2 separate regions of the Homo sapiens genome follow, and region 2 is linked to region 1. Evidence: read pairs that join two places in POLR2A ChIA-PET (ENCODE). Cell type or tissue: OCI-LY7. All regions are shown on one strand. Each heading gives the region's core, and the rest is flanking DNA. Links, peaks and the distances in the headings are about the cores only.

Region 1 (4,394 bases), core at 927-3,426:
ATCAGATTAGTTAGATACAGAGTGTCGACACAAAGGTTCTCCAAGGCCCCACCAGAGCAGCTAGATACAGAGTGTCCATTGGTGCACTCAAAAACCTTGAGCTAAACACAGGGTGCTGATTGGTGTGTTTACAAACCTTGAGCTAGATACAGAGTGCCCATAGGTGTATTTACAATCCCTGAGCTAGACATAAAGGTTCTCCAAGGCCCCACCAGAGCAGCTAGATACAGAGTGTCGATTGGGTGCACTCACAAACCCTGAGCTAGACATAGGGTGCTGATTGGTGTGTTTACAATCCCTGAGGTAGACATAAAGACTCTCCACGTCCCCACCAGACTCAGGAGCCCAGCTGGCTTCACCCAGTGGATCCCGCACCGGGGCTGCAGGTGGAGCTGCCTGCCAGTCCCGTGCCGTGCGCTCGCATTCCTCAGCCCTTGGGTGGTCGATGGGACTGGGTGCCGTAGAGCAGGGGGCGGCGCTCGTCGGGGAGGCTTGGGCTGCACAGGAACCCACGGAGGGGGTGGGAGGCTCAGGCATGGCGGGCTGCAGGTCCCGAGCCCTGCCCCGCGGGAAGGCAGCTAAGGCCCGGTGAGAAATCGAGTGCAGCGCCAGTGGGCCGGGACCCAGTACACCCTCCGCAGCCACTGGCCCGGGTGCTAAGCCCCTCACTGCCCGGGGCGGCAAGGCCGGCTGGCTGCTCCGAGTGTGGGGCCCGCCAAGCCCACGCCCACCCAGAACTCCAGCTGGCCCGCAAGCGCCGCGCGCAGCCCCGGTTACAGCTGGCGCCTCTCCCTCCACACCTCCCTGCAAGCTGAGGGAGCTGGCTCTGGCCTTGGCCAGCCCAGAAAGGGGCTCCCACAGTGCAGCGGTGGGCTGAAGGGCTCCTCAAGTGCCGCCCAAGTGGGAACCCAGGCAGAGGAGGTGCCGAGAGCGAGCGAGGGCTCTGGGGACTGCCAGCACGCTGTCACCTCTCAAAATGACTGGCAACAATAGCAACAAAGAGTTAACAAAAATTTGTGAGACTGAAAATTCAAAATTAAACAAATTCTATCCTTGATTTCTCTTAAATGAAAGACACCTCTGTCCAGCTCTAGAACACTAGTGTTTTAGGGAGCATAGTTTGAGAACAGATCATCTAGAACAACTTCTATTTTATAAAATCACGTCAAGTTCACAGCAAGCAAAAGGAAACACCAGAATCAGAGGCTGAGACTTCTAACACTCTTACCCCAGGTCACAGTGTGGCCACAGGACTGATCATGGAAAGGATTTAGAGGAGTCTTCAACAAGAGATTCCTGATTCTGCATAACACTGTTTATCTTAGCTTTGTCTTTCTTTCTTTAAGCTTGTGGCCCTTGACTGCCCGCTTAGAGAAACAGTCCTGCACTCTGTAGCCCAAGTCAAGGAAAAGTGCTTTACCAGCCATCACAATAGTCCAGCAAAGTCAGCAGCCTCTGTTTAAGAGCTAATGAGATTCGAGAGGGCAGTGATCTGGACATAAAACTCGTCCTTCAAAAACCCAGGCCTTTGAAGGTGGTCCCCTGGCAAGAGACGAGCCCTCCCTCCTTGTTACAAAAATGTTTTTCACTTTTTTAGCGCCTTTTTCTTCCTTTATTTGTATTTTCTCTTTCTTTCTTTTGTCTAAGATAAAAGTTCTAGGATACAAATTAGCTCATTACAAAATACCCACTTTGAAAATTTTAGAGTAATCCTATGAGATTATAAAAGCTCCGAATAACAACCACATATCAAAGAAAAGCTTGATGCAGAGTAGTGAAGGAGAAAAGCAGTGTCACAGGAAGGCCCAAATTAGCAACCTGCTAGGGTAAAAAGTGGTGAAAATTAAGCAATGTCTGTTAACAGTTCTATGCAAATGTTCAAGGTCTGTGAACCAAAACCAGTGAATTAAGTTAAGCTAGTTGGCAATGAATGAGGACCTGCATAACTGAGCTAAGGAAACCAATGAGGTAAGAGGCACCAAGGTAGAACCTTCCCAGCAAGAACTGGCACAAGACAAAAGACAACTTAGATATGAATTAAATTCCAGATGCAGATTTTAATTTATTTGATGACATTTTGAATGTATACTCCCTTTAAAACTATGTTACACACCATCTTTTGATTCCCAGAAAAATAGAAAAGCATATTTACTCATAATTAAATTGAAATAAATTACGCTGAAATAAAATAAAAATTTAAGCAACCATCTGTTACAATGTCGGTGATTTAAAAAAGCAAGGAAACAAAACTAAATGCATTTAGACATACCAATTACCCCTCTGTGAAATAAGCTCATCAAAGTCCCTTTTCAGCTCTATAATTGAGATGAAACGATTTTTTAAAAAAATCATGGTACTTGAAGAAACAGAACAGTGTAAGATAAAACATCGATGAAGACTCTTATGTAGATATAAAGATGAGACTTGTATCCAGAAGACTTGCATCCAAAATTCTAAACATTTTGGAGCTAGGTAGGACAAGAACTATGTTTGATTTGACTTTGAACTACAACATTCCTCTGCCTTGCCTAGCTCAAGGCATTCCAGCATTCTGCATTCCCAGCGCGCTCAGCAGTGCAGAGTGGAGGGGCCAGGCACCCACTGGAGCCACCCAGCCCGGCTTCCAGCCCCGCCTCCAGCTCACCAGCAGCTGACCTGGTACGAATTGCCCAGCCTCTCTGTGGCTCAACTCTATCACCTGTAATATGGAGACAAGAACAGTATCTCCTTCATAGAGGTGTAAACAGGACTAAATGATATATTATTTGCAAAGTGCTGAGAACAGAGGCTAGACTATGGTAAGCACTTATATATGTTACATGAAAGAAATAATGACCAGGGTCATTTCTGAGACACAAATTTTAAATGGTAGAGCAAGAAGAAACTAGGGGAAAGAAAGGAATACAAAAGGAAAGAGAAGAAAAGAGAGGAAAGCAATGGAAAAACAGAAGGAAAAAAGAGTATTCCAGAAGAGAGCAATAACATTTAGAGGAAATGACATGAGAGGACAAGAGGAATAAATGGAGTGGGAGTGGGGAAGAGTCTAAGAAAGAAGGAACTGGATAAACAGTGAACAGAATAAGTAGAAGGTGAGGGGGAGGGAGAGAAAGAAAAACTAAAGAAAAGAGAAACATGAATCAGATTGTTCTGAGCTAACTAGATAGGAATTAGAAGTGACAGTGGAAGAGTCTAAAAGATCATTCCCATGAGCAAGACCTCCTGAGTTGAAATCCACTCCACAGTTACATCTGAGGACCAGGATATGGGGACACTTGCTGGGCGCCCACCATTCTCAGACGCCTGAAGACACGAACGGCACCTCAATAAAGTACCCGATATGCTGCTCTTCAAAATGCCAACGGTGCCCATCCATTGAGGAATGGGTCAACAAACTGTGGTCTGTACATACAGCGGAATATTATTCAGCCTTAAAAAGGAAGGGAATTCTGGCACATGCTTCAACAGGGAGGAACCTTGAGGACATTACGCAAAGTGAGATAAGCCAGACGTTAAAGGGTAAGTAACGTATGGCTCCACTTACATGAGGTAACTGGAATAGGCAACTCCAGAGACAGAACGTAGAACAGTGGTTACCAGGGGCCAGGGCAGGGGAACAGGGAGTTATTGTTCAATGGGGATGGAGTTTCCTTGGGGTAAAAGACTTTGGAAAATGGGTGATGGTGATGGGTGCACAACAATGTGAATGTACTTAATGCCACTAAATTTTACACTAGGCCGGGCATAGTGGCTCACGCCTGTAATCCCAGCACTTTGGGAGGCCGAGGCAGGTGAATCACCTGAGGTCAGGAGTTCGAGACCAGCCTGGCAAACACAGTGAAACCCCATGTCTACTAAAAATACAAAAATTAGCCGGGTGTGGTGGCAGGCGCCTGTAGTCCCTACTCGGGAGGCTGAGGCAGGAGAATTGCTTGAACCTGGGGAGGCGGAGGTTGCAGTGAGCTAAGATCATGCCATTGCACTCCAGCCTGGATAACAGGCGCGAATCTCCATCTCAAAAAAAAAAAAATTTACACCTAAAAATAGTTAAACGGTAAATTTCACTTTCTGTATATATTTTACTGCTATAAAAAACGTAAATAAAAACTGCTGGAGATGGCCCTGGTAGTAATGACCATCCCACTCCCCCATGGTGGGAATGGGACTTCACTGGCACCTTTCCCATCATGACAATGAATAAACCCTTGCCACCCCAGGGCCACTACTGCCCACATTCAAGGCAAACCCTGCCTCCCACTGGCCCTTCCTCTGCCCAGCCACACTGACACCATTCCCTTCCTGCCACCACTGCACTCTCTCCCAGCTCAGGTCAGCAGAGCTGGTCTCCAACCCACCGCCCTCGAAGTGCTGGGAGCCAGTCACTGCTCCTGGAACAG
Region 2 (4,394 bases), core at 778-3,277, 180 kb after region 1:
AATATTTGTATTTCGTGAGCAGAAAAATCTACGTATATTACACTATGAGTGGAGCTACATTAGAAACATCTGTGCTTTCATCCAAACCTCCCATACTCTAAAGGTGGTTTTTTACTTGTTTCTTCAAATCTGTGTATCTTCTAACAGTATTTACTGACAGAAGAATGGACTATAGTGTTGCCATATCCTTTTCTGTGGTTTTTGTTTGTTTGTTTTGAGACGGAGTCTCACTCTGTCGCCCAGGCTGGAGTGCAGTAGCGCGATCTCGGCTCACCGCAACCTCTGCCTCCCAGGTTCAAGCAATTCTTCTGCCTCAGCCTCCCGAGTAGCTGGGACAACAGGCACCCACCATCACGCCTAGCTAATTTTTATATTTTTAGTGGAGACGGGGGTTTCACCATATTGGCCAGGCTGGTCTCAAACTCCTGACCTCGTGATCTGTCTGCCTCGGCCTCCCAAAGTGCTGGGATTACAGGCGTGAGCCACTGTGCCCAGCCTTCTGTGTATTATTTCAGCCACTTTTCCTGTGGCAAGAAAAAGTGATTCCACCATGGTTTATGGCTTTTTGCTTTTAGCATTTAATGAAGAAATCTCAAGCTGTGCATTTATCATTTCTTAATGAAACTTTGTAAATTACTAAATCGAGTATTGCATGACTTTAAGCACTGAAGAGATTGTAGTGGCTTGTCTTCATGTACTGGGCATTTAAAGTTTAAGTCTCATTAATCACATTGGCCTCATAATATTAGTTAATACCTCAAGACCCAACATACATTTACAGTGAAGAATATCACTATTAATAGTAAATGTAAATCCATGGTCTTAATAATTGAAACTGTTTGGGGAATGACTTCTTAGATGGTAAATGTTTTCAGCTGATGACTGAGCTCAGAATGTAAACAAGGGAATCAGCGGACTTTGATTTTAATGAAACCTGTGTATACCCCACGCGACACCCTGGGCCAGGGAGCAGGCTGGGCCAGAACTACACATATTAGATGGAAGGAGGGATGAACTTGGATGTGCTGATGATGTGGACAGGGCAGAGGAAGTCAGAGAAACACAGAGCATCAAACAAGTGGCCCACAGTGAAATGCATTTCCAGAACACACTCCCAGACTCGACTCACATTTCCGTGCATCTGCATTTACCCAGTTTAGGGACACTCCAGTGTCTCTTGAACAACCCTCTTAGATTTGGAGACTTTCCATCTTTTGAGTCCTGCCTACCTCAGGCAGAAACCAGAACTCTCCTTCTCAGCTCCCTTGTAGGTAGGGCACAGACATGTAACTTAGGATCTAATGAGATGCACTCACAAGAGACTTACTCAAGAGGCCACAAAGAAAGGACGCAGGCACTGCAGTGAGCCCACTTTCTGGTGGGATGCAGGTGGAAGCGTCCTGCTCCTGGGACGGCAGCGGCACTGGTGAGTGGGTCTGGGCTCAGGGGATGAGCTCTGATGGTATCAGCTTGGGCGGGAGCAGTGGGGCTGTCCCTGCAGCCTTGTGGTGTGTCTGGGGCCTTGTTTCTGGCTCTGTTTCCTCCTCTCTCAGCTCTCTGGCCCTCCTAGACATTCTGTGAACCGCCTAACAATTTTAAAATAATTTCCTTTTTTTCCCCTCAAATTAGCTATTCTATTGTTCGTGAGCTGCAAGTTGACAAAAATTCCACTAAGGGCCAACTCACTGAACTCTAATGGGAAAGTTGTACCTGTTGCCTTCATTTGATAAAGGAGACAGAGTTTTTTTTAAAAAAAGTGATGTGAGAACAAGAATTATCAGTGTGAAAAAGAAAATACAGATCTCAGCTCGAATAAGTCAGTACTCTGTGGTCCTAAATTAGAATTGGGAGAATCAATATGAACATGATGGGTGTTTTATCTCTTTCACAAAGTTCTGGCTTTGTCTACCAAAAGCCCCAGAAACAAAGACCAGCTAGAAATGAACATCCCCTTAGAGGATCACTTTTCACTAAAAGCTATTAGGTTGTCTTAAAGAAACAGCTGATTGCATGTGTGGGCAGGAAAAGTACAAGTTGAAACTGCAACATCATACCAGAAAATAAACAAAAAATCAAAGATGACAAGAATTGGGTCAAAAGGACTCAGAGCTGACTTAAAGAAGGTCCCAATGGCCAAAGAGGGTACACTTTGAACATCAGTAAGAATAAAAACAGCAATGAACCCAGACATATCAAATATGTTTGATACCAAGAGTTCATAATAATACAAAAACAAGCAAAAAACAAGTGGTTTGTGAAAGCAGTTTGTGAAACCCCGTCTCCACTAAAAATACAAAAATTAGCCAGGCGTGATGGTGGGTGCCTGTTGTCCCAGCTACTCGGGAGGCTAAGGCAGGAGAATCCCTTAAACCCAGGAAGTGGAGGTTGCAGTGAGCAGAGTTAGTGCCATTGCACTCCAACCTGGGCGACAGAGCAAGACTCCATCTGAAAATGAATAAATAAACAAATACATAGAGACTCGGGCATTTATCCTTCCTTTCCTATACAAACCTTACCACTGGGTAACCAAATAGATGATGAGAAATTTCACTTTCTAGAAGTATTCCAGAAAGTAAATAAGCAAGGAATGAAACATTGAAATCTTGCCGTTACCATTTCCTCACAAATTTAGAATTCAAGCACAGAACTCACAATATGAAACAACCAGACACGTCACCTGTTGAAGAACACACCAGCCCCTGTGAAGTCATCTTCCCTCCCGAAAAAGCAAAGCTTTATCTGCTGGCGCCTCTGGATATGACAGTTTGCGGGGAATACAAAGGACAAGGAACCCATGAGATAGACTACACTATGAGAACACAATCAGCAAAATCCTGACTGCAGGAAAGTCTCCAGAACAAATGATCTGGTTTCTTCAGTAAATAAACTGTAAAGGATGGTGAAAAAGATGAAGTGGGAACCTAAAAATTAAAAGTGACCAGTTGGGCATGGTGGCTCATGCCTGTAATCCCAGCACTTTGGGAGGCTGAAGCGGGTGGATCACTTGAGGTCAGGAGTTCGAGACCAGCCTGGCCAACATAGTGAAACCCATCTCTACTAAAATACAAAAATTAGCCAGGTGTGGTGGCATGTGCCTGTAATACCAGCTACTCAGGAGGCTGAGGCAGGAGAATTGCTTGAACCCAGGGGGCAGAGGTTGCAGTGAGCTGAGATTGTGCCATTGCACTCCAGCTTGGGTGATAGAGCCAAACTCCATCTCAAAATAAAATAAATAAAATAAAATAAAATAAAATAAAATTTAAATTTAAATTGGCCAGTCACGGTGGCTCACACCTGTAATCCCAGCACTTTGGGAGGCTTAGGCGGGCGAATCACGAGGTCAGAAGTTCGAGACCAGCCTGGCCAGCATGGTGAAATCCCGTCTCTACTAAAAATACAAAAAATTAGCCAGGTATGGTGGCGGGCGCATGTAATCCCAGCTACTTGGGAGGCTGAGGCAGGATAATTGCTTGAACCCGGGAGGTGGAGGTTGCAGTGAGCTGAGGTTGTACCACTGCGCTCCAGCCTGGGTGACAGAGCGAAACTCCATCGCAAAAAAAAAAAAAAAAAAAATTAAAATTAAAATGACCTAAAAGACATTGAAAACAAAAAGCAGGCAGAAAGTAAACTATGGTGCAAAGAGAGTCAAGCCTGGATTGTAAAACCATATAAAGAAAAACAAGGAGATGGGCATGGTGGCTCACACCTATAATCCCAGCGCTTTGAGAGGCTGAGGCGAGAGGATTGCTTGAGCCCAGGAGTTCAAGACCAGCCTGGGCCACATGGCCAGACCCCTTACCACAGGGAGAAAAAAATCTTTCTATACAAGATGGCCAAAAAAAACCCCAAAAAGTTAGCTGGGCGTGGTGGCGCACACCTGTGGTCCCAGTAACTCTGGAGGCTGAGGTGGGAGCACTGCTTGAGCCTGAGAGGTCGAGGCTGCATTGAGCCCGTGACTGTGCCATTGCACTCCAGCCTGGGCAACAGAGAGAGACCATCTCAAAAAACAAACAAACAGCCGGGTGCGGTGGCTCATGCCTGTAATCCCACCCAGCACTTTGAGAGGCCGAGGTGGGCCGATCACGAGGTCAGGAGATCGAGACCATCCTGGCTAACACGGTGAAACCCCGTCTCTACTAAAAATACAAAAAATTAGCCATGCGTGGTGGCAGGTGCCTGTAGTCCCAGCTACTCAGGAGGCTGAGGCAGGAGAATGGTGTGAACCTGGGAGGCGGAGCTTGCAGTGAGCCGAGATCGCGCCACTGCACTCAAGCCTGGGTGACAGAGCAAGACTCTGTCTCAAAACAAACAAACAAACAAAGCAAAACAAAAAACCAAGAAAGTAACCACCATCCATGTCAGTAGAGTGGTCACTCTTACTGGGGAGAGGAGGG

Evidence for each region. ChIA-PET counts read pairs that join two places held together with the same protein. Peaks named below come from ENCODE experiments on the same cell type or tissue, not always from the same donor. Only the 100,000 strongest peaks of a DNase experiment are listed, where the experiment ranks them.
Region 2: POLR2A ChIA-PET joins it to region 1 with 5 read pairs; 4 of 35 experiments call an interaction of 5 or more read pairs at or near these places.

The regions. Positions count from the first base shown.
Region 1 is chr11:129,971,412-129,975,805 of GRCh38, forward strand. The region is part of intron 1 of PRDM10 (PR/SET domain 10); the gene reads right to left. Among named protein-coding and RNA genes, the nearest start is that of PRDM10-DT, 29 kb to the right of the region's middle. RefSeq lists an enhancer at 147-694. In OCI-LY7, for the core only: no CTCF peak of the experiment used is centred there; DNase peaks (open chromatin) are centred at 1,270, 1,390, 1,870 and 2,671; H3K4me3 peaks cover 2,069 bases; H3K27ac peaks cover 2,446 bases.
Region 2 is chr11:130,149,492-130,153,885 of GRCh38, forward strand. No RefSeq gene overlaps it. Among named protein-coding and RNA genes, the nearest start is that of ST14, 8.1 kb to the right of the region's middle. In OCI-LY7, for the core only: no CTCF peak of the experiment used is centred there; DNase peaks (open chromatin) are centred at 1,387 and 1,991; H3K4me3 peaks cover 1,500 bases; H3K27ac peaks cover 2,449 bases.